Regions from separate parts of the Homo sapiens genome. Here all the other regions are linked to region 3. A link is an interaction called in ENCODE POLR2A ChIA-PET data of the cell type or tissue named here. Cell type or tissue: Panc1. All regions are shown on one strand. Region 1 overlaps FBXO24 (F-box protein 24). Region 2 overlaps ZAN (zonadhesin). Region 3 overlaps TSC22D4-C7ORF61 (TSC22D4-C7orf61 readthrough).

Evidence for each region. ChIA-PET counts read pairs that join two places held together with the same protein. Peaks named below come from ENCODE experiments on the same cell type or tissue, not always from the same donor. Only the 100,000 strongest peaks of a DNase experiment are listed, where the experiment ranks them.
Region 1: POLR2A ChIA-PET joins it to region 3 with 12 read pairs; 28 of 35 experiments call an interaction of 5 or more read pairs at or near these places.
Region 2: POLR2A ChIA-PET joins it to region 3 with 10 read pairs; 4 of 35 experiments call an interaction of 5 or more read pairs at or near these places.

The regions. Positions count from the first base shown.
Region 1 is chr7:100,591,575-100,599,574 of GRCh38, reverse strand. FBXO24 (F-box protein 24) reads right to left here. Exons shown (of 10, transcript NM_033506.3): 4 at 7,673-7,908; 5 at 6,558-6,792; 6 at 5,034-5,192; 7 at 4,352-4,473; 8 at 3,869-4,000. It overlaps PCOLCE-AS1 (PCOLCE antisense RNA 1), which reads left to right. Exons shown (of 9, transcript NR_038910.1): 7 at 6,501-6,750. Among named protein-coding and RNA genes, the nearest start is that of PCOLCE, 6.8 kb to the left of the region's middle. In Panc1, no CTCF peak of the experiment used is centred here; no DNase peak of the experiment used is centred here.
Region 2 is chr7:100,753,647-100,761,646 of GRCh38, reverse strand. ZAN (zonadhesin) reads right to left here. Exons shown (of 48, transcript NM_003386.3): 15 at 6,237-6,421; 16 at 3,304-3,445; 17 at 2,997-3,116; 18 at 1,802-1,926; 19 at 1,111-1,256. Among named protein-coding and RNA genes, the nearest start is that of ZAN, 24 kb to the right of the region's middle. In Panc1, no CTCF peak of the experiment used is centred here; no DNase peak of the experiment used is centred here.
Region 3 is chr7:100,466,092-100,474,091 of GRCh38, reverse strand. It overlaps TSC22D4-C7ORF61 (TSC22D4-C7orf61 readthrough), which reads left to right. Exons shown (of 6, transcript NM_001395846.1): 4 at 6,492-6,540. It overlaps TSC22D4 (TSC22 domain family member 4), which reads left to right. Exons shown (of 5, transcript NM_030935.5): 4 at 6,492-6,540; 5 at 6,924-7,573. The coding sequence ends at 7,133. Among named protein-coding and RNA genes, the nearest start is that of SPACDR, 5.8 kb to the right of the region's middle. RefSeq lists enhancers at 822-1,606, 1,607-2,393 and silencers at 4,401-4,550, 4,591-4,760. In Panc1, CTCF peaks have their summits at 4,470, 4,672 (motif pointing left) and 7,933; a DNase peak (open chromatin) is centred at 4,681; H3K27ac peaks cover 389 bases.

The sequences.
Region 1 (8,000 bases), 130 kb before region 3:
TTTTTTTGTTTGAGACAGAGTCGGAAGGCTGGAGTGCAGCAGTGCGATCTCGGCTCACTGCAACCTCTGCCTTCCTGGGTTCAAGTGATTCTCCCACCTCAGCCTCCCAAGTAGCTAGGACTACAGGTCCTTGCCACCACACCCATCTAATTTTTGTATTTTTAGTAGAGAAGGGGTTTTGCCATGTTGACCAGGCTGGTCTCGAACTCCTGACCTCAGGTGATCTGCCTGCCTTGGCCTCCCAAAGTGCTGGGATTACAGGCATGAACCACTGAGCCCAGCCTCCACTCTAGCATTTTTATTTTCTCTTTTCTTTTTTTAGAGATGGGGTCTCATTCTGTTGCCCAGGCTGAAATGCAGTGGTGCAATCATAGCTCACTGCAGCCTTGACCTCCTGGGCTCAAGCCATTCTTCTGCCTCAGCCTCCTGAGTAGTTGGGAATACAGGCATGTGCCACCACACCCGGCATGTGCCTATAATTTTTAAATTTTAAATTTTTAAATTTTCTATAGAGATAGTGTCTCACTATGTTGCTCATGGTGATCTCGAACTCCGGGCCTCCCACCTCAGCCTCTAGCATTTTTTTTTTTTTTGTAGAGACGGAGTCTCGCTCTGTTGCCCAAGCTGAAGTGCAGTGGCACGATTTCAGTTCACTGCAACCTCCGCCTCTCCAGTTCAAGCAATTCTCCTTCCTCAGCCTCCCGAGTAGCTGGGACTATGGGTGCACACCGCCACACCTGGCTAATTTCTTTTGTATTTTAGTAGAGACGGGGTTTCACCATGTTGCCCAGGCTGGTCCCGAACTCCTGGGCTCAGGCAATCCACCTGCCTTGGCCTCCCAAAGTGCTAGGATTACAGGTGTGAGCTAGTTGAAATGCTTAGCCTAGCATTTTCAACTTATCACATAATTCTTTTCCAAAATGGCCACCCTGTTTTTGAAAAAAAAGCTTCTACTTGCTTCCTGCCGCTTCCTGCCTCTCTCTCTTAAGCAGCAGAGTTGGTTACATGACCAATCTGAGGCTGACCACATTACTGTTCCTTCCCACAGCCAGTCTATCCAGCACCTCCCTGGGATCTCGCTTTTCTCTCTATTACATTACTGACATGCTCTCTCTAGAGGCACTTGGCCTCTCAGTGGCTAAATCCCAGGGCGTCTTCTGCCCCCTCATTCTCCTGAGCCTGTTAGCGCTTTAATTCTGAAGACACTGATAAGTAATTTATGGTCATTCTAGAAAAATTATGAAACATTGGCAAGCAAAAAATTAATTTTAAAATCATTGGAAATCCCACCATCTACTATTAACATCTTGCTAGATATTCTTCACTGTTGGCTAAACAAACAAATACACATAAATTGTATATTTTTTATTTTTTAGAGATAGGGTCTCAGTGTCACCCAGGCTGGAGTGCAGTGGTGATCACAGCTCACTGCAGCCTTCAACTCCTGGCCTCAAGCAATCCTCCTGTCTCAGCCTCCTGAGTAGTTGGGATTACAGATGTCAGCCACCATGATGGGCAAGTTGTGTATTTTTAAACAAAAAATGGGATGGGGCCAGGTGTGGTGGCTCACACCTGTAATCCCAGCACTTTAGGAGTCTGAGGTGGGAGGATTGCTTAAAGCCATGAGTTCAATATAAGCTTGGGCAACATAGCAAGACCCTGTCTCTAAAAAAAAAAAAAACAAAAAAAACAAAAAAAACAAAAACTTATCTGGGCGTAGTGGCGCATTCCTGTAGTCCTAGCTGCTTGGGAGGTTGAGGCGGGAGGATCTCTTGAGCCCTGGAGTTGAAAGCTGCAGCAAGCTACGATTGTGTCACTGCACTCCAGCTTGGGAAGCAGTGGAGACCATGTCTCAAAAAAGTAATAATAAAAATAAAAAGAGGCTGGGTGCGGTGGCTCACACCTGTAATCCCAGCACTTTGGGAGGCCAAGGTGTGCAGATCACCTGAGGTCAGGAGTTTGAGACCAGCCTGGCCAACATGGTAAAACTCCGTCTCTACTAAAAATACAAAAATTAGCCGGGCATGGTGGTGGGCGCTGTAATCCCATCTTGGCAGGCTGAGGCAGGAGAATCACTTGAACCTGGGAGGCAGAGGTTGCAGTGAGCCGAGATCGCGCCATTGCACTCCAGCCTGGGAGACAGAGCAAGACTCTATCTTGAAAATAAAATAAAAATAAAAATAAAAATAAATGGTACTATGTAAACCATTTCATAAAAGTCTTTTTCACCTAAAAATATGGCATGACTATCTTTTCCATGTCAGTAGTAAATGTATCTTACATTGTCACACCATCAATTAACCCTACCACCCACCCCATTTGGAACTTCCTTCTCATGTGGCTTCTGGGACAGTGTTAGAGGGGTGCACGGCCTGTCTTAGAGGCACCTCTTCATCCCCTGTCTACCACAGGGCCTACTTCTCAGAGTTGCTTTTCAGTCTCTACTTCTGTTTGTTCAACCATGTTCCCAGGTAGAATCTAATTGCCAGCTAGACGTTTCCAATTGAGTGTGGTTTTTGTTTTGTTTTGTTTTGAGACAGAGTCTCTCTCCGTTGCCCAGGCTGGAATGTTGTGGCACGATCTCGGCTCACCGCAACCTCTGCCTCCCAGGCTCAAGCAATTCTCGTGCCTCAGACTCCCGAGTAGCTGGGACTAAAAGCACCCACCACCACACCTGGCTAATTTTTTATTTTTTCTAGAGACAGGGTTTCACCATGTTGTCCAGGCTGATCTCATGCTCCTGGGCTCACGTGATCCACCCACCTTGGTCTCCCAAAGTGCTGGGATTACAGGTGTGAGATATCTTTCTTCCAGAGCCACCTCTGTCTTATACCCCTCTCTTCTACATCTAATCAGTTTTGAGGCCCTATTCATTTTCTTCCCAAATAGCTCCTGTATCCATTCCTTCCCATTCTCGCTGCAGCACCAGGCGCTTGTCTCAAGTGCTGTCATCACTCAACAGCCTCCTGGCGGGCTCCCCTCCTTGGCCTCCTCTGCACAAGGCTCCTGACACATTCTCAGTCACCTCTTGGGGGTTGCCTTCTCCTATTCCAGAACCTGCAGTGACTCTTCCCCAAATCTACACCTCTCTAAGCTTGTGCCCACCTGTACCACCTCATACCTCAGTGATTCCCAAGATGCCTTCTGTGCTTTAGTGAGACCCGTCTTGTCACTGTCCCAGGTATGTGCAAGTTTCGTGCCTATCCCCCTCCTCATCACACAGAATGCCTTCTCTATCCCTACCTAAGTCTTATGTAACCCACGATGCCCTGCTCACATCTTTTTTCTTTTTCTTTGAGACGGAGTCTCGCTCTGTGGCCCAGGCTGGAGTAGGGTGGCACGATCTCAGCTCACTGCAACCTCAGCCTCCCAGGTTCAAGAGAATCTCCTGCCTCAACCTCCTGAGTAGCTGGGATTGCAGGCATGTGCCACCACAGCCAGCTAATTTTTTATATTTTTGGTAGAGACGGGGTTTCACCATGTTGCCCAGGCTGGTCTAGAACTCCTGACCTCAAGTGATCTGTCCACCTCGGCCTCCCAAAGTGTCGGGATTACAGGCGTGAGGCTCTGCACCTGGCCCCTGCTCACATCTTACCTCTTCTAGAAGTCTCTAGCCTGCCCAGGTCACCCACCCTACCCCTTCACTAAATTCCTATTGCATTTACAGTGTGCACTGCACAGAATGGACCTCGTAGTGCCAACCCTGGGTAAGACATGGGGTAGTACCACTGGCATTACATACTGAGTGGCTTAACTTCCCAAAGGAACAGAAATTGGATTCTGTGGAATCTGGAGAAGTGGACAGATCTGGGGGTTAGGGAATTGGAGGAAAGGGGTTGGGATGAGAGTTGCTGGGAAATAGTCTCACCTGTGTGGGTTCCCCTCGGTCCATTTTGTCCCCTGTTCCTAGCTGCCCGTATCTGTTATTTCCTTGCATGAAGATTCGGCCAAATTCATCCACCAGGCCAAGGTGGTTGTAGCCAAGAGCACAGAATAGGATCTAGCGTGCAAGATAGAAAGGGGATAGGGATTCCATTCCCTCCAGAGGAACTCTGAGTTCCAGAGTCTCCAAGCCACTAACCTGCCATCCCCAGCTGATCTCTTTCTATATATATATTTTAGAGATGGGATCTCACTATGTTGCCCAGGCTGGTCTAGAGCTCCTGGGCTCAAGCGATACTCCCTCCTCAGCCTCCCTCCGCACCGAGCCCCCAGCTGATCTCTTTTGGCATACCTCTCCCTGGGGATCCCCTGCCCCTCTGGATCAATAATCTGATTCCTATAATACTTCAGACCTTCCAATCCCTACAGCGCCACCCCTCTGGTTTGCCCCGTCCCTCCAGGAGCCTACCTTGGCAGGCAGTGAGAGAGCAAGCGGCATCTGCTGGTCCAGGGGGTCAAAGGCTTGAAGGGTCCCAAAGAGATCGCGATACACCCCTGGGGTATGCACCTCAAAATACACTCCCCCCTGGTCTGGGGGGTCAGGAGCCCTCAGCTCAGCAGCTTTGGGCACCCATTTCCTAGGGATAAGGCCCCACCTGGGATGAAAGCTACAAGATCCAAGGAGTCTCATACCCACTAGGAATGCATCAACTATGATGCCTGGGAACTGAAAACACATCTTTTGAGACCGAGTCTCCCTCGGTCACCCAGGCTGGAGCGAAGTGGCACGATCTCAGTTCACTGCAACCTCTACCTCCTGGTTCAAGTGATTCTCCTGTCTCGGCCTCTGGTGTAGCTGGGATTACAGGCGCCTGCCATCACACCCAGCTAATTTTTGTATTTTAGTAGAGATGGGGTTTCGCCATGTTGGCCAGGCTGGTCTTGAACTCCTGACCTCAGGTGATTCACCTGCCTCGGTTTCCCAAAGTGATGGGATTACAGGCATGAGTCACCATGCCGGCCCTAAACACATCTTTTCACTAGGATGCCCTCAGGGGTTCACCATGCAGCTGGAGTAAGGGTGAAGGGTGTTGATGTTTAGAGGGTCTAACCAAGGCTGCGGGCTTGAGCCGGGGGGAGGTGGTCCATACCTGTGACGTAGAGGGTGCTGCTCTGGTTGGAAGTCATGCAGGCCACGCGCAGGTGAGGCAGGTAGTGGGACACCTTCCTCAGGGCCAGCTGAACCGTGTAGGAGCGTGGCTGGTCAAGCTGGGTCTCATTCACTACCAAAGAGTAGATCTTTCCTTCCTCTGGGGGTAGGGGAAGCAATTAGTTGGGGAGGGGATTCTCCAATATCCACATAAACATCCCAAGAGACTCCCTAGGCCATATGGGTGACACATTTACTGCCCTAGAGTGGGGCTGAGAAAGAAATAAGGGAAGAGTGACCCCAAGTCCCCCAGACTCCAGTTCCCACCATAAATCAGGGAAGTACTTCAGCATGAGAGATGAGCAGAGAGAAAAATCTAGCAGATTTGTTAGAATCCGATTTGAGTGAGAGGTCTGGGGATTGAGGGCCCTGCCTGGCATTCAGAAGTTTAGAGGTGGTCAAGTGTGGTGGCTCACACCTGTAATCCCAGCACTTTGGGAGGCCAAGGCAGGAGGATCACTTGAGGCAGGGAGTTCGAGACCAGCCTGGGCAACATAGCAAGACCCCATCTCTACCTTGCTCCAAAAAAGAAAAAAATATTTTAAGAAAAAGCCTAAAGGGTCTCAGGCCTGGGGATGTGGTTGAGTATAAAGGACATTGGGAAAGTAGGGAGCAGTTTGGAGTATAGTGAGGTGGTTGGCATGGAAGCTGGGGACATCTGATTTTTTTTTTTTTTTTTTTTTTTGGAGATGGAGTCTCACTCTGTCACCCAGGCTGGAGTGCAGTGGCATAATCTCGGCTCACTGAAACCTCCACCTCCTGGGTTCAAGCGATTCTCCTGCCTCAGGCTCCCAAGTAGCTGGGACTACAGGTCCATGCCACCACGTCCGGCTAATTTTTTTTTTTTTTTTTTTTTGAGACGGAGTCTCGCTCTGTCACCAGGCTGGAGTGCAGTGGCGTGATCTCGGCTCACTGCAACCTCTGCCTCCTGGGTTCAAGGGATTCTCCTGCCTCAGCCTCCCAGGTAGCTTAGACTACAGGCACGCGCCACCACGCTTGGCTAATTTTTGTATTTTTTTTTAGTAGAGTCAGGCAGGGTTTCACCATGTTGGTCTCGATCTCTTGACCTCGTGATCCACCCGCCTTGGCCTCCCAAAAACTGGGATTACAGGTGTGAGCCGCCGCACCCGACCTAATTTTTGTATTTTTTAGTAGAGATGGGGTTTCGCCATGTTGGCCAGGCTGGTCTCAAACTCCAGATCTCAGGTGATCTGCTCACCTCGGCCTCCCAAAGTGCTGGGGTTACAGGTGTGAGCCACCACACCTGGACAGGGCCTTTTATTCATATAAAATATTAAGCAGAATCCTAGACTAGGAGACAGAGAAGGGCAGAGCTGTTTAGATGGAGACTAGGATAAGGTGGCATATGGAACCCAGTCTGAGGGGCCTCCCTCCCCCTCCTCTGCAGCAGGGTCTGAGGAATCTGCAGGAAACAGTTTGCAAAAGCCATTGCTTTGGGCCACACCTGTGAGGAGCAGTAGAGCCCGCTGGGTCTCCTGACCAACCAGCACGATCTGCTTGAAGGTCATTGAGTGGTGGAATGTCATCTTGAAGACCCGCTGCCCACTAGACTGCAGATAGACCTCAACACAGTCACAGGCCCGGCTGCTGGTGGTACCCACCACTTCCTGCGGCTCCCGAGTGGCCAAGACGTAGAGGTATTTACGGTAAACTGTGTCACACCTTGGGTCCGAGGCAAACTGGGGGAAAAGATGAGGGCGTCTGGGATCTAGAGTTTCAAAATGGGATGGGGCTGGGGCAGCTGGATCCTGGGGTGGGAAGTGAAATGCTTGGGTCCAGAGTTGGGAAATGAGCCCTTGATTTCAGGTTCCTATGTGGGAGGGCAGAAGTCATAGGAAAGACACCTCAAGACTGATGGGGGCCTGGGTCCTCAAAAGAGAGGTGGTGATATGGTTAGGCTCTGTGCCCCCACCCAAATCTCATCTCGAATTGTAATACCCAGTGGGAGGTGATTGGCTCACGGGGGCAATTTCCCCCATGTTGTTTTCGTGATAGTGGGTTCTCACGAGGTCTGACGGATTTATAAGGCAGTTTTCCCTGCTCTTGCTTGTGTGCTCTCGCCTGCTGCCATGTAAGACGTGCCTCTTTCCCTTCTGCCATGATTGTAAGTTTCCTGAGGCCTCCCCAGTCATGTGGAACTATGAGTCAATTAAACCTCTTTGCCTTATAAATTACCCGGTCTCAGGTATGTCTTTTTTTTTCGAGACGGAGTCTCCCTCTTGTTGCCCAGGCTGGAGTGCAAGGGTGCGATCTCAGCTCACTGCAGCCTCTGCCTCCCAAGTTCAAGCAATTCTCCTGCCTCAGCCTCCCAAGTAGCTGGAATTATAGGCACCCACCACCACACCCAGCTAATTTTTGTATTTTTAGTAGAGACGGGTTTCGCCATTTGGCCAGGCTGGTCTCGAACTCCTGGTCTCAGCTGATCCGCCTGCCTCAGCCTCCCAAAGTGCTAGGATTACAGGTGTAAGCCACTGCACCCGGCCTCTGGTACGTCTTTATAGCAGTGTGAAAATGGACTAATACAGGTGGGCTCTCAGCTGCCAGGGTTCTGCTACTCACATCCTTGGCTCCACGACACAACACAACATAGCGACAGGCCCGCTTCCACTGCATCTGGCCGAGGGTGGAGACCAGGGCATTTTTGAGGAAGAAGAGGGTCCCCACGTAGTCAAGAATGAAGACGTGATCCTTGGTGGGCAAGAAGCGGCGGTAGCCGTGGGCTAGCAAGGGGGCCACGCTCTTGCTGAGACATCGGCGGCGGCCTCCAAATGCCTGGAAATACAGGCCCTTCGTGTCTGGAGGAAGGAAGGAGATGGAAGGTTCAAGGGATGAGATGACACGAGGGAGATGAGTTGGAGCTTGGGTAGATTTCTTAGACACGCTGGTT
Region 2 (8,000 bases), 290 kb before region 3:
TTTATTTATTTTAGAGATAGGGTCACCCTCTGTGGCTCAGGCTGGAGCACAGTGGTGCAATCTCGGCTCACTGCAGCCTCCAACTCCTGGGTTCAAGCGATTCTCCCACCTCAGCCTCCTGAGTAGCTGAGACTACAGGCAAGTACCACCACGAGAAGCTAATTTTTTTTTAAGAGACAGGATCTCACTATGTTGTCCAGGCTGGTCTGGAACTCCTGGCCTCAAGTGATCCTCTTGCTTCGGCCTCCCAGCATGCTGAGATTATAGGTGCAGGCCACTACGCCTGGCTAATATTTAAATTTTTTTGTGGAGATATGGTCTCACTATGTTGCCCAGGCTGGTCTGGAATTCCTGGCCCCAAGGGATTCTCCCGTCTCAGCCTCCCAAAGTTCAGGGCTACAGGCGGGAACCCCTGCACCTGGCCTCTATAAAGTATTTTTATAAAGTCTTTCTTTCGCCGGGCACAGTGGCTCCCCTGTAATTCCAAGACTTTGGGAGGCCGAGGCAGGAGGATCGCCTGAAGTCAGGAGTTCGAGACAAGCCTGGGCAACATGATGAAATCCCATCTCTACTAAAAACAAAAATTAGCTGGGCATGGTGGTGTGCGCCTGTAATCCCAGCTACTTGGGAGGCTGAGGCAGGAGAATTGCTGAACCTGGGAGGCAGAGGTTGCAGTGAGCCGAGATAGCACCACTGCACTCCAGCCTAGGGAACAGAGCGAGAGATCCTGTCTCAAAAAAAAGAAGAAGAAGAATCTTGCTTTCCCTTGTTTTGTCCATCTGGGGAGCCACTCTTCCTTCGAGAATGGGACCAGGTGACTGCCCTTCAGAAAGCCTCCAGAACTCACTAGTGCTCCTTCTAGCACATTCCCAAAGCATGTACATCCATCCTGCTATCTATCACATGCCCCGAAACCATTTTCTCCTGTCTCCTGGTCCAAAGGGATCCCTGCCACTTAAGCAGGGTGCTTCCCATCCGTGAATGCATAAAGGATCAAGTAGTGGTGCCAGGGATGGAAGGGGAGTGGGCAGGGTGGGCAGCAGGAAGAAGAGGCAGCAGGAAGAGGCAGCAGGAAGAAGTGGCAGCTGCCTGGCTGGGACACTGCCTTACCTGGACACAGTAACATACAGCTGCTGGTCACCATCCCATCTCACCCGCAAACCGAACTCCGTCTGCAGCTCCACAAACCGCCCGCTTGCACCCAGGAAGACGCCTTTAGAGGGTATGGCTGGGAGAGTAACTTGCTGACCCCCAACCTGGAAGGCAGGGCAGAGGCAAGAGACAGACAGAGCTGGGGGTCAAGGAGGACCCCAGCAGACTTTCATTTCCATAGCTGGGAGGCAGGACACCATCCACAGCGGCCTAACAATCTCATCCACCAGGAGTGGACTGGAGCTTCCTCACCACTGTTTTGTTTTTGTTTTTGTTTTTAGGAGACAGTGTCTTACTATGTTGCCTAGGCTGGAGTGCAATGGTGCAATCACAGCTCACTGCAGCCTCGACCTCCCAGGCTCCAGCAATCCTCCCACCTCAGCCTCTGGAGTAGAGGGGACAACAGGCAAGTGCCACCACACCAGGCTAATTTTTTCTATTTTTTAAGAGACAGGGTCTTGCTATCTTGCCCAGGCTGGCTTCAAACTCCTGGCCTCAAGCAATCCTCCCACTTTAGCCTCCCAAGGAGCTGGGATTGCAGGTCACTGTCTTGTTGAACCCCATCCGTGGAAAGGTTCAGGGATTGGAAGGGTTGGCCAGGACACACAGTCAGACCCTGCAAGGATGGTGGGGGTGGAATGGGGCTCACCAGAGTGCGTCTGCCCTTAAGCAGGGTGACGGTGCTCTCGGGCAGGGTCACGTAGACTTTGCTCAGGCAGGACACGCCTTCCTGTCCCTGCTCCTCATTCTTGGCTGTCACCCTGAAGAATGGGTCTGGGTAGGGAGAGGAATGAAGAGAGCCCAGTGGCTCATTTCTGAACATCTGCCGCGAGCAGTGCCCTGAGCCTGGCGCCGCAGGGAGAGATGAGCGCCACCGAGACACCAGCCCCAAAGTCCAGTAGGGGAGGCCGGATCCACACAGGAGCAGACCACGACTGCCTCTTCCAGAAGAGCCTGCAGCCGCAGCGTGTCTGTCTCCACTCAGTGGCTGGAACATCCTCCAGGGCGTCTGTGCTCCCTAACCACTACCACTGCCTTCTTTGCTTTTTTGTTTTTAACTTCATTTATGTGTGTATTTATTTATTTTTCGAGACAAGATCTCACTTTGCTACCCAGGCTGGAGTGCAGTGGTGTGATCATAGCTCACTGCAGCCTCCAACTCTTGGGCTCAAGCGATCCTCCTGCCTCATCCTCCCGACTAGCTGGGACTATAGGTGTGTCCCACCATACCCAGCTGATTTTTTAATTTTTTTTTTTTTCTGAGACAGAGTTTTGCTCTTGCTGCTTAGGCTAGAGTGCAGGAGTGCAGTGGCTCGATCTTGGCTCACTGCAACCTCCGCCTCCCAGGTTCAAGCAATTCTCCTGCCTCAGCCTCCCAAGTAGCTGGGATTACAGGTGCCTGCCACCAAGCCTGGCTAATTTTTTATATTTTTAGTAGAGACGGGGTTTCACCATGTTGACCAGGCTGGTCTCAAACTCCTGACCTCAGGTGAACCCCCCACCTCGGCTTCCCAAAGTGTTGGGGTTACAGGCGTGAGCCACTGAGCCCGGCCTGATTTTTAATTTTTTTTTTCATGGAGATGAGAGTCCTGCTGTGTTGCCTAGGCTGGTCTCAATCTCCTGGATTCAAGTGATCCTCCTGCCTCAGCCTCCCAAAGTGCTGAGGTTACCAGTGTGAGTCACTGTGCCTGGCCTTCAACCCTCACCTTACAGAAGAACTTGCTCCTATCTTGCCTCTTCCCCCATCTGTGCCCTGCCCCTTCCTGCCACCCACCATGCCCCATGCCTAGCAGCGCTGCCCACAGACCCTCCCCCCAGGCCGCAGTGGCATCTCCAGGGCCTACCTGTTGAGTTGCCACAGGGCTGGGCCAAGATGTAAGTGCACTTGCCCATGAAGCCAAAGTGCCTCCCGTCAAAGGTGACATAATGAGGGTCTCCGTAGACCAAGCAGGTGGCAGTGCCTGCTGGGAGGGGGAAGGAGAACAGGCGAAGCTGCTTCTGTGGCTCCTCCAGGCTGGACCGCACATGCTGGCCCACCCGCTGCCCGGTGGCAGGCCCCCAATCCTCTGCTCAAGCGAGGGATTGGGATCCTGGCGTCACGTCTACTCCAACTGGCTGGCAGGCAGGGACAGCATGGGGAGGGGCTCTCACCGTAGGGGTGGCATCCATACTGGCCATTCTTAAGCTGGCACACGGTGTGTGTCCCACACTGAGAGATCTGGCACTCGACCCGACTGCCGGGCCAGCAGCGGCAATGTTCTGTGCAGTTGGGGCTGAACCACTCTGCCCCAGGCTGGGAGAAAGGGATGTGAGGTCACACAGTCATATAGCTCCTAGAGTACTTCTCCCTTTGCCTTTCTTTTTCATTTATTTATTTATTTATTTATTTATTTATTTATTTATTTATTTGTGATGGAGTCTTGCTCTGTTGCCCAAGCTGGAGTGCAGTGGCGCAATCATGGCTCACTGCAGCCTTGACCCCCTGGGCTCAAACCATCCTCCTGCCTCAACCTCCCAAGTATCTGGGACTACAGGCACATGCCACCATGCCCGACTTTTTTTTTTTTTTTTTTTTAACGTTTTGGAGAGATGGAGTCTTGCTGTGTTGCCTAGGCTGGTGTTGAATTCCTGAGCTCAAGTGACCCTCCTGCCTTGGCCTCCCAAAATGCTGGTATTACAGGCGTGAGCCACTGCACCCAGCCTTATGTCTGTCTGTTTTTTTGTTTTTTTTTTTTTTTTTGAGACGGAGTCTCACTCTGTCACCCAGGCTGGAGTGAAGTGGCGTGATCTTGGCTCACTGCAACCTCCGCCTTCAGCGTTCAAGCGATTCTCCTGCCTCAGCCTCCAGAGTAGCTGGGATTACAGGCACCCGCCACGACGCCCGGCTAATTTTTGTATTTTTAGTAGAGACTTGGTTTCTCCATGTTGGCCAGGCTGGTCTCGAACTCCTGACCTCAGGTGATCCGCCCGCCTTGGCCTCCCAAAGTGCTAGGATTACAGGCATGAGCCACTGCACCCAGCCAATATCTGTCTTTACCCAACATCTTAGCCCTCCCATGAGTGCTCTCATTCAGTAAATACTTGCTGAATGAAGGAGTAAACCAAGACCCCATGTGTCTCTCTGAATCTGAGGGCATTATGAGGGCAAGGACCACAGCCTATTCGTGGCGACCCCAGTGCCAGCAGAGTAGAAAGTACTAAGTAGGCTGGGTGTGGTGGTTCACCACTGTAATCCCAGCACTTTGGGAGGCTGAGGTGGGAGGATGGGTTGAGCCCAGGAGTTCATAGACCAGCCTGGGCAACAGAGCCAGACCCCATCTCTACCAAAAAAAAAACCCCAAAAAACAAACCAAAAAAACACACCTTTGAAGAAAGTACTAAATAAACATTTGTTGAATGCATAAATGAATCTATTAGAAGTGAATACAGCCAGGCGCGGTGGCTCACGCCTGTAATCCCAACACTTTGGAAGGCTGAGGCGGGCGGATCGCCTGAGGTCGGGAGTTCAAGACCAGCCTTACTAACATGAAGAAACCCCATCTCTACCAAAAATACAAAATTAGCTGGGCGTGGTGGCGCATGCCCGTAATCCCAGGTACTCCGGAGTCTGAGGCAGGAGAATCGCTTGAACCTGGGAAGCGGAGGTTGCAGTGAGCGGAGATGGCACCATTGCACTCCAGCGTGGGCAACAAGAGCGAAACTCTGTCTCAAAAACAAACAGACAAACAAACACGGCTAGAATGGTTTTTGCATCAATAGAGAACTGTGAGTGAATAGTTTGTCAAAAAAAAAAAAACAAAAGTGAATACATGCCTCCTAGGGCAGAGGGAAGAGCTTCTTGGTGCCAATGGTTGTGACAGATCTTTCTGCCCAGGCTGTGGCTGAAGCTAATCTCAGCAGCAACTCAGAGAGACCCAGGAGACTGGTTAAAGGAGGCAGGGGAAAGAAATAATAGTCCCAAAAGGGACAAGCAGAAGCTCTGATGTCAATGGGAAGAACACCTGCAGCTGGGAAGAGGCTCTGCACATTAATGAATAGCTTAATGCACTTTTCTTTTTTTTTTTTTGAGACAGGGTGTCACTCTGTCGCCCAGGCTGGAGTGCAGTGGCACAATCATAGCTCACTGCAGCGTCAGACTCCTGGGCTCAACCAATCCCTCCACTTCGGCCTGCTAAAGTGTTGGGATTACAGCTGTGAGTCACCACGCTGGGCCCTTTAATGCACTTTTAATTAATAGGTTGCATATATTTATCATAAATTGCTAATGATAATAATTAACACTTATTAAGTAATTGTATGTGTTAGGACTTAATTTCATCTTTACAATAATCTTATATGAGGTAGAAAATCTTACTGTGTACACTTTATAAATATGGATAAAAGATTTAAAGACGTAAAGAATATATGGTGAAACCCTATCTCTACTAAAAATACAAAAATTAGCCAGGGTGGTGGCGTGAGCCTGTTATCCCAGCTACTTGCGGGGCTGAGGCAGAGAATTGCTTGAACCCGGGAGGTGGAGGTTGTAGTGAGCTAAGATCGTGCCACTGCACTCCAGCCTGGGTGACAGAGCTAGACTCTGCCTCAAAAAAAATAAAATAAAATAAAAAAAGAAATGTGCCCAGCCAGACACGGTGACTTATGCCTATAATCCCAGCACTTTGGGAGGCTGAGGCAGGAGGATTGCTTGAACTCAGGATTTCAAGACCAGCCTGGGCAACGTGGTGAAACCCTGTCTCTACCAAAAATACAAAAATTAGCTGGGCATGGTGGCATGTGCCTGCAGTCCCAGCTACTTGGGAGGCTGAGGTGGGAGGATCACTGGAGCCCGGGAAGTGGAGGCTGCAGTGAGCCACTATGATGCCACTACTCTCCAGCCTGAGCGACAAAGCGAGACCCTGTCTCAAAAAAAAAGAAAAGATTGAATGAATAACTTCGCCATCATGTAACCATTGCTTCTGAGCTGACCCCTTGGGACTATCCGGTGATCCCTGTTGCCTTCACATGGGGAGCAGATGGAGCTGGAACCCAGGTGTTCTGCCATCAATCTCCCTCATGGGACCCCAGCATCCCGGGGGGCTTACCTCATAGTAGTCGTTGTTGTAGAAGCAATTGCAGGAAGAGGCCTGGATGCAGTGGTTGTCACTAAACAAAAAGCCAGGGTTGCAGACACAGCCCTCCCGACAGAGGGGCCCACAGCTAGGCCTGGGGCTCTTGCACGAAGCAGGACAAGCACAGGATTCGTAGCGGGCATTTGGAGGGCAGCGCTCTAAGGGGAAAACAGCCTCTGTCATGCTTTCATTCCATGGCTTTCTCAGGGAGTCTCCCTGTCTCTCCTCTACCCCCAAACTCAAGTTCTTCTCTAGGAAACAGGACCATATTATTTAGCCATAAAAAGGCCTGAAGGCTGGGTGCGGTGGCTCACACCTATAATCCCAGCACTTTGGGAGGCTGAGGCAGGAGGACTGTTTGAGGCCAAGAGTTTGAGACCAGGCTGTGCAACGTAGTGAGACCCCATCCCTACAAAACAAATTTAAAAATAAAACAATTTTAGGCTAGGCACGGTGGCTCACGCCTGTAATCCCAGCACTTTGGTAAACCGAGGCGGACAGATCACTTGAGGCCAGGAGTTCAAGAACAGCCTGGCTAACAGGGCGAAACCCTAGAGCCGGGCACAGTGGCTCACCCCTGTAATCCCAAGACTTTGGGAGGCCGAGGCTGAGGCGTAATTACAGGATTACACCCCTGTAATCCCAAGACTTTGGGAGGTCAAGACCATCCTGGCCAACATGGTGAAACCCCGTTTCTACTAAAAATACAAAAATTAGCCAGTCGTGGTGGTGCAGGCCTGTGGCCCCAGCTACTCAGGAGGCTGAGGCAGGATAGTTGCTTGAGCCCCAGAGGCAGAGGTTGCAGTGAGCCGAGATCACACCTCTGCACTCCAGCCTGGGTGACAGAGCGAGACCCTGTCTCAAAAATATAAAAAATAAGAAATACTCCATTTATTTATTTATTTATTTTTATTTTTAATTTTTTGAGACGGAGTCTCACTTTATCACCCAGGCTGGAGTGCGGTGGCATGATCTCGGCTCACTGCAAGCTCTGCCTCCCGGGTTCACGCCATTCTCCTGCCTCAGCCTCCGGAGTAGCTGGGACTACAGGCACCCACCACCACGCTCAGCTAATTTTTTTGTATTTTCAGTAGAGACGGGGTTTCACTGTGTTAGCCAGGATGGTCTCGATCTCCTGACCTTGTGATCTGCCCGCCTCAGCCTCCCAAAGTGTTGGGATTACAGGCGTGAGCCACCGTGCCTGGCCAGAAATACTTTTTTTAAAGGAATGAAGTCCTGATGCATGCTACAGTATGGATGGCCCGGAAAACATTACACTCAGTGAAAGAAGCCAAACACAAAGGCTCACATGTTGCATGATTCCATTTGTATGAACTGTCCAGAACTGGCAAATCCATGGATATAGGAAAGAAATGTGTGGTTGCCAGGGGCTGGGGGAAGGCGGAGTGGGGAGTGGCTGCTAATAGGTATAGGATTTCTTTTTGGAGTGATGAAAGTGTTTGGATTAGAAAGTGATGATGGTTGCACAACCTTAGGAATATACTAAAACCCACAGAATTGCTTTTGCTTTTTTTTTTTTTTTTTTTTTTTAGGACGATGTCTTGCTCTGTTGCCCAAGCTGAAGTGCAGTGACACAATCATGGCTCACTACAGCCTCAGCCTCCTAGGCTCAAGTGATCCTCCCACCTCAGCCTCCCGAGTAGCTGGGACTACAGGCGTGCGCCACCACACCCAGCTAATTTTTTTTTTTTTTTAATTTTAAAGTGGAGACAGGGT
Region 3 (8,000 bases):
CTGTGGAGAGGGCTGGGTGGGACTCCCTGGCTCAGAACTGTCAGGTCACAGACTTTTTTAGAGTCTGAAGGGAGTCATTGTTGTCAGATTCCAGAGCTCTTGCAGATTTAGAGATCATCTGGCCAACCCAGGAACCCACTGGCAAATGCATGCTCTAGACAGAATAGCAAATCAGGCCGGGGCACAGTGGCTCCCGCCTGTACTCATAGTGCTTTGGGAGGCCCAGGCAGGAAAATTGCTTGAGGCCAGGAGTTCAAGACCAAGCCCTGGCAATGTAGCGAGACCTCATCTCTAAAAAGAAAAAGAAAGAAAGAAAAAAAAAATATATATATATATACATAAAGGAAGTAGGCTGGGCATGGTGGCTCATGCCTGTAATCCCAGCACTTTAGGAGGCTGAAGCGGGCAGATCACCTGAGGTCAGGAGTTCGAGGCCAGCCTTGCCAACACGGTGAAACCCTGTCTGTACTAAAAATACAAAAATTAGCCAGGCGTGGTGGTACGTGCCTGTAATCCCAGCTACTCAGGAGGCTGAGGCAGGAGAATCACTTGAACCCAGGAGGCAGAGGGTGCAGTGAGCCGAGATCGCACCACTGCACTCCAGCGTGGGTGACAGAGCGAGACTCCGCCTCAAAAAAAAAACAACAAAAAAAACTGAAAAAGAATGGAAATCAGTTTCCTCCCAGTTCCATCTCCCTCTTTCTCTCCTAACAAAGGACTGGGACTCCCTAACAGCACCTGTGGAGCGTGACATCCTGATAGCCCACAGGGTCTACTTTAGGATCCTAAGATTTCTAGAACCGAGAAAGCAAGTCCCTAAGATGGGCCAGCTAGGAACAGAATCAGAGCTAGGAACGGCAAAGGGGCAGGGGCAGCACTGCAGAGAGCGACTTTCTGGGGTTCTCCCTTTAGGGGACAGTGCTCTGTTGGGTGGGTTTTCAGGGCCAGGTGTCACCATTCCTAAGAAAGCCAGCAAGCTGAAAAGGGAGGCCCAGAATCGTGAGTCAGAGATAGCCAGGCTGCCTGCTTCTCCCCGGGGACTGATAGGAACCGGGCAGAAGGGCTGGGGAGTCACCGCTTTTCTTTTGGAGGGAGAAGTGGGACTTCCCGTGGGAGGTTTTCAAGGGGAGGGACTTCCTGCTTGGAAGGAAATTGGGGGTGGGGCTTCGAGAGTGGGTGAGTGGGTGCCTGAGGGACCAATTCCAGATGGGAGTCGCTCCTTCCTGTCCTCCCCAGATCAGGGGCCACTCGCTGGGATCAGGGACTCAAGCCCACCACTGATAGGGTCCTGCGGCCTCAGGGAGGATAGGGACCTGGCAAAGGAGGTGGCCAGGAGCTGGTGGGACGGAGGGCAAGAGTGCCAGTGCTGGGTGGGGCTGGGCGGGGCTGGGCAGGACTGGGTGGCTTCTGCACGCCCCATTCCCACTCTCAGGAATGTGCGAGGTGTGAGGTCGGCCAGGGCTGGGAGAGTCACCTGCCGCCATCACTGCTATTCTCAGCGTTTCCCGCCCTCTCCCTCTCCCACTTGGGAGGTTCCCCGGCAAGAGGACTCCCCGTCCCTCCCCCACCCCTGTTGAGTTCACAGCCCAGCCTCCTGCTGTCTCTGTCTTAGAGGATTCAACCTCCTGAGGCCTCCGTCTTTCCCCTGTACCCTCCCTCCCTGCCTCCCTCCATCCCACCCCCTCCCTGCACACCCCAATCTGACCGGTCCGGTTCCCAGCCTCCACTTCACCCTGCTGTGCTCCAAGGCTCTTGGGGATCTGTCCCAGCCCAGCCCCTCAAGCCCCACCCTGCCAGGCCAGCGGGTTTGGGTTGGGCCACCCCCTGCCCCCTAGGAATGGGACATGTAGGCCCCACCTCTCCTGTCTGGTGTGCACAGGGCTGGCAGGACAGGATGCCAGTGGCCTGGGACCTCTCTCTTAAGAGGGAAGGTGGGCTGAGATGTTCAGTGCCTGGATCACAGGGAGGGAGTTGGGGACGCCTGACCAGTCCCTGAATCTGGGGATGGGCGAACAGAGGGTGCAGGTGAATCTAGAATGCTCACGTGCCCCAGGGCTGGAAATCCTTGTCCCCTCCCGGCAGGCAGGAGGTAATTAAGGTGTGAAGAAGTGGATGGAAGGAATGGGGGTGGGGGCAGTGACCGGCCTGGGGGATCCAGGCATTATACAGAATGGATCCCAGGGACTTGGGAAAGAAAAGGTACATTTATTTATCCAGTGCCTCCCTTGGGTCCGGTACTGCCTTCTCCCTTCTAATCCTAAAAAGCAGTTCCATTCTCCCACTTGCCAGATGAAGTATCTGAGACTCAGAGAAGGAGGTTTTTTTTTGTTTTGTTTTTGTTTTTTTCTTTTTTAGATGGAGTCTTGCTCTGTTTCCCAAGCTGGAATGCAGTGGCACGATCTTGGCTCACTGCAACCTCTGCCTCCCAGGTTTAAGCGATTCTCCTGGCTCAGCCTCCCCAGTAGCTGGGACTACAGGTGCATGCCACCATGCCCGGCTAATTTTTGTATTTTTAGTAGAAACGGGGTTTCACCATGTTGGCCAGGCTGATCTCAAACTCCTGACCTCAGGTGATCCACCCACCTCGACCTCCCAAAGTGCTGGGATTACAAGCATGAGCCACCTCACCCGGCCAGGAGGGTTTTAGAAACTTGCCCAAGGGCCACCCAGCTAGTTTAAGTGGCTGGACTGCAGCTGGAGCCTGGGTCCAACTCCAAAGCCACACCTTCTCCACTGTCCTACTGGGATGCCTGTGTCCCAGGCAAAGAGGTGGCGGCAATGGTCTACAATATCCTTTCTCTCTAGGACAGTCAGGTACAGCTCTCCCAAGCAGGGCAGGGAGCCAGCCCCCCTTCCCCCTCCCCGACCTCCCCAGCCCCGCCCCAAAGACACCACAGATCCGGGACAGCATAGAGACAGGGCAGCTGGATGACACTTTCTTGGCCCCAGACCTAGGCCCTGGGGGATCCCCTGAACCCACTGGAGAGTGTGCAGGGCTGGCCCCTGTCCCCAAGATCCCAGGCTCCCCATTTCTCCCAGGTGTCCTGCTTTTTATCTCATCTTCATGTTGAGGCCGTTTTATTTGACCCTCAAAGAGGAAGACCAGCTTCTAGGGCTGTCCCCGCCCCAGGACCAAGAGTCCTGCAGGGCTAAGTCTCCCACTGTGCATGTCACACACTGCACAACTAACTCCAGGGGGTGCCGCTCATATTTGAAATCACAGTCAATGCTTGAAGTCACGACAGTTTTCCAGAAGATGGCATTAAGGATCTCGAAGAAGGGGGCATTTTCTAATCCATACAAACTTGCTTTTGGGCTTGTGGTGGAGGTCGATCCTGTCTCAGCAGCCCCTACTTTCCTCCCCCGGACCCTGTCAAAGAATTCTAGCACAGTGCCCACAACCCCTCGCTTTGGGGTCCTAAAGGGAAGGGCCTGCATTGCCAGAGCCCTGGTCCCTTGAAGTGTGTGTTAGAATGTTCCAATAGAGGCCTGGCACAGTGACTCACACCTGTAATCCCAGGACTGAGATGGGAGGCTGAGGTGGGTGGATCATGAGGTCAGGAGTTCAAGACCAGCCTGGCCAACATGGTGAAACCCCATTTTGCCGGAGGCTCCCCGGCAAAAATACAAAAATTAGCTGGGCATGGTGGCTCATGCCTGTAATCTCAGCTACTCTGGAGGCTGAGGCAGGAGAATCACTTGAACCCAGAGGTGGAGGTTCCAATGAGGGAAAATCCCGCCATTGCACTCCAGCCTGGGCAACAAGAGCAAAAACTCCCAGGCGCTAGACAAACAGAAGACAGTCACCTGTCGGCTAACAAACGTTTATTGCTGTATTATTCCTTTATCTCTGGTGAGAATGAACACCTTACTTGACATCTTTACCCCTGAGTCTCTGCCCAGCAGGGCCCATGTTCCTATCCCTGTGTATCCAACCCCTTTGGTCTCTGTGAGTGTTTAATGGGGTGGTGGCAGTATTGGGCTTTCTGTGGTGGCTCCATCTCCACCCAGGTGTTGCTGATTGAAATAGCTCGAAAATTACTTTGACCCTCCTGCTGGCAGACCCACCTCCACCCTTCAACTTCTCCTCTCCCACCACCCCAAGAGTCCCAGATGCCCTTCCCCCACCCACCCCATCCTGCTCGCTCAGGCCTAGTCACCTCCTTAGTTGCTCCACCTGTCAGCGCCTTCTGCACCCAGAGCTGGGATGAGAAATGGAAAATTCCCAGCTCCCTTGTGCTCCCTTCCTGGCTGCAGGACCTTATCCAGGGGTCACCTTGAATTGAGTGCTGATCCCCCTGCAGGAAAGCAAGTCTGAGCTGACAGCCAGGAGGGAGGGCTTACAAGGGAGTCCAGGGATGTGGGCTGCAGCGCCTTGAGGCCCCTGCTCCAAGGGGGGCCCAGCTGGGGGCTGGAGGGCAGGACTGGGGATCCCGCCACAGCGCCAGAGTGCAGGGGTGCAAGGGTGGGTCGGGAGCCTCAGGGCAAGAGCCTGGGGCCTGAGGGGTGGGAGAGGGAGCCTTGGAGGATGAGGTCAGCACAAGGGCCTGCGCAGGTGGGGCCTGAGAGTGGGGCTTGAGGGAGAGCCAGGTTCTGGGACCAGGAGCCCAACGTCGTGGAGCCAGCCTGGAGCCCGGCCCTGGGGGCTGTTGAGCCAGGCCTGAGTCGCCCTCTGGTGGCCACTTCCCAGACTGCAGCCAGACCCTGTCACCCCAGACTCCCAGCCCTCTTCCAAGCCCTGTTGCTCCTCTTCCCAGTGTCCCTTCTCCAAGCTCACTTCCCTTCCTCTCCTCAAACCCTCGCTTCCTCTGAGACCCCAGACCCAGGTCCCAGGCCCATAGGCGATTTTTTTTTTTTTTTTTTTAAGACAGAGTTTTGCTCTTGTTGTCCAGGCTGGAATTCAGTGGCACGATCTCGGCTCACTGCAACCTCCGCCTCCCAGGTTCAAGCGATTCTCCTGCCTCAGCCTCCAGAGTAGCTAGGATTACAGGCACCCCCCACCATGCCCAGCTAATTTTTTGTACTTTTAGTAGAGCCAGGGTTTCACCATGTTGGCCAGGCTGGTCTCAAACTTCTGACCTCAGGTGATCCACTCGCCTCAGCCTCCCAAAGTGCTGGGATTACAAGCGTGAGCCACCACACCTGGCTTTTTTTTGAGACAAGATCTCACTCTGTCGTCCAGGCTGGAGTGCAGTAGCACGATCTCGGCTCACTGCAACCTCCACCTCCTGGGTTCAAGCGATTCTCCTGCCTCAGCCTCCTGAGTAGCTGGAATTGCTGGCACCCTCCACCACGCCTGGCTAATTTTTGTATTTTCAGTAGAGATGGGGTTTCTCCATGTTGGCCAGGCTGGTCTCAAACTCCTGACCTCAAGTGATACACCCACCTTGGCCTCCCAAAGTGCTGGGATTACAGGTGTGAGCCACCACGCCTGGCCTTTACGCTGTATTCATCTTCTAGGGCTTTGGGCTCAGTTTCTGTTGCCATGGTAACCTTTCCCATTTTTGGTCTTCTCTGGAGACTCAGGGACCCTCTGGCCAGATCCCAGGGGTCACCCATGATGTGAGCCTTGTGGGGTTTTTTGGTGGGAGAGCGCTCATGATCTATGGAAGACCACGAGCACGTCAGAACGCCCCCTACCCCAGCCACCTCCACCCTCTTTCCCAAGGCCTTGAGTGACGGAGGGGACAGAATGGGGTCGGAGGTGGCGAGGGGCCTCCGAAGGCCAGCCCCTTCCTCTCCCTTCACACCCTTCACTCCCCGCTCAGACCCAGGCTTCTGCCCCACGCCCCTCCCCTGGCCCAGCCACCAGCTGACTTCCTCGGCCGGCCCCCTCCCCTCCACTCTGGGATTGGTGCCAGGGTGAGAAGGGGACACTGGCACTGACCGTGTCTGGGAATTCCCGCCCACCGAGGAGCTGAAAGGAGGGGGGGTCCCCGTGTCCCCAAGGAGCCAATAGCAGCCAGGCCTTGCCCTTGGGGGGGTGGTGTATATCTTTCAGGCCAGCACCCCCGAGGCACTGTCTCCTCTCTGCCTGCCTGGCACCAGCCAGACCCTGCTCTGCCCGGGGGGCTCTGAGCCCCCCAGGCATTCCCTTCACTGCATCCCTCTCCATTGGGGGGGTGTCTAAGGACCCTTTCCCCTTGGGCATGGCCCAGCCAGGGGTCTCTGTCAAGTCCCTGGTGTCGTCTTATGAGACCCGAGTGGTGGGGATGGCTCCGGGGCTGCCCCGAAAAAGGGGCTGTGCCTCTTCCCCTTGCTCTCCCCGGGGTGCATCCCCCATCCGAGGGACATCTGGGCCCCCGCCCCACCGGGGCCTGGGAGGCCCTGGGCAGCGGCCTTCAACCCGCAGGGGGATGGACAAAACCCTCCTCTCCCTCATTCTCTACTGTCACAGGTACAGGGGGGTGTGGGCGGGAGGCTGTGGTCCAAGAAACCAGCACCTGGGAAGGCTTCTCCTCTCCTCCCCTCACCTTCCTGTGTCTCTCCAGTGGCTCCGGAAGCCTGGTTGGCATTGACAACAAAATCGAGCAAGCCATGGTAAGAGAAGCCATCTTGGTCCCAGGAGGTCCTGGCCCCCTTAAGCCATCCCTCTGCCCCAGCCCTGTCCTCTTCCTTACCAGGGAACACCAACTCCCAGCTCCTCCGTCCCTCTCCCTGCTGGGCTGCTGGGCATCCTCTGCCCCCTCCTGCCACCACCTCCACCCTTGACTTTGCCCAGCCTCTAGTCTGGCTACTGGTCCCCATCTCTGTCTTTGAGCCCTGACTCTGCCTCTGTCCCTCGTCCTTTTCCCCTGTCCCTTCCCTGCTTTGTCCCTCATCCTCTGGACACTGGGGACTGTCTCCCACCCCAGCCCTCAAGGCACTGGGCAGGGGATGAGGCACCCACCCCGTTGACGCTGTGCCTGTCCCGGGGCCCCCAGGACTTGGTGAAGTCCCACCTCATGTTTGCGGTCCGGGAGGAGGTGGAGGTGCTGAAGGAGCAGATCCGGGAATTGGCGGAGCGGAACGCTGCGCTGGAGCAGGAGAATGGGCTGCTGCGCGCCCTGGCCAGCCCGGAGCAGCTGGCTCAGCTGCCCTCCTCGGGGGTCCCACGGCTTGGGCCCCCTGCGCCCAATGGGCCCTCCGTCTGAGCCTCCCTTCCCTTACAATGTGCCTTTGGGGCTGCCCGGCCTTGCGTCAGCCGCCTGCCCCCTCTTCCTATGCAGCTTTAATGTCCCCGTGTCCCCGGGGTGGGAGTTCAAGGCTCAGTAATGGCCTGGTCCCCCGGCCCCTGCCCCATCTCCTCATCATCCCCAGCCTTGATGGAGGAGGGAGGGCTTCAGGACGGGGCGTCAGAGGGAGCCCCCTCTGGGAGGGAACCAACCCCCACCCTCCCTCCTGGGACCCCCCAGCAGTAGACGGCTTGGGGGAGTCGGAGGCTCCCCGGCAGACACCCCACCCCCATCTTGTTCCCTTGAGGTGCCTCCTCTCCTCTGCCCAGGGGAGGGAGTGTGGACAGTATCTGGAAGTTCTGGGATTCAGGTTGTTATTAAAATAATAATAATAATTAAAAACTCTGAAGAAACTTGAATTTGGAGGTTGACATCTCGTTCGTTGCTTGTGTTCAGACTCAGGGGTCGCGCCTGCCATTTAGGGCTCCCCTGAGATCTTTTGCAGACTGGGGAGGTTTAAAGCGTGGGAGACGGAGGAATTGAGACAGAGGCTGGAGAAGGGAGCCAGCGGTTCGGGTCCTGGGAAGGGGCAAGTGAGGATTGGGGGTGGGGGGGCGTCTGCCCACGTGCTGGGCGGGGGGCTGGGAAACAATAAGGTCTTTGGTGGTTGCCCAAGATCCACCCCTGGCTTCCCAGTGTGTCCCCTCTGCGGGCTGGATCCGGGTGGCTGCTTGGGGGCGGGGCGGGGGGCCCTGAATGGGCCCCTTGTCTCGGGGCTGGGTGTGGGCCAGGCTCCCCGGGCACACGGTGCCCTTGCCAGGCCTGGCCAGCCGCCGTGGCTCCCAC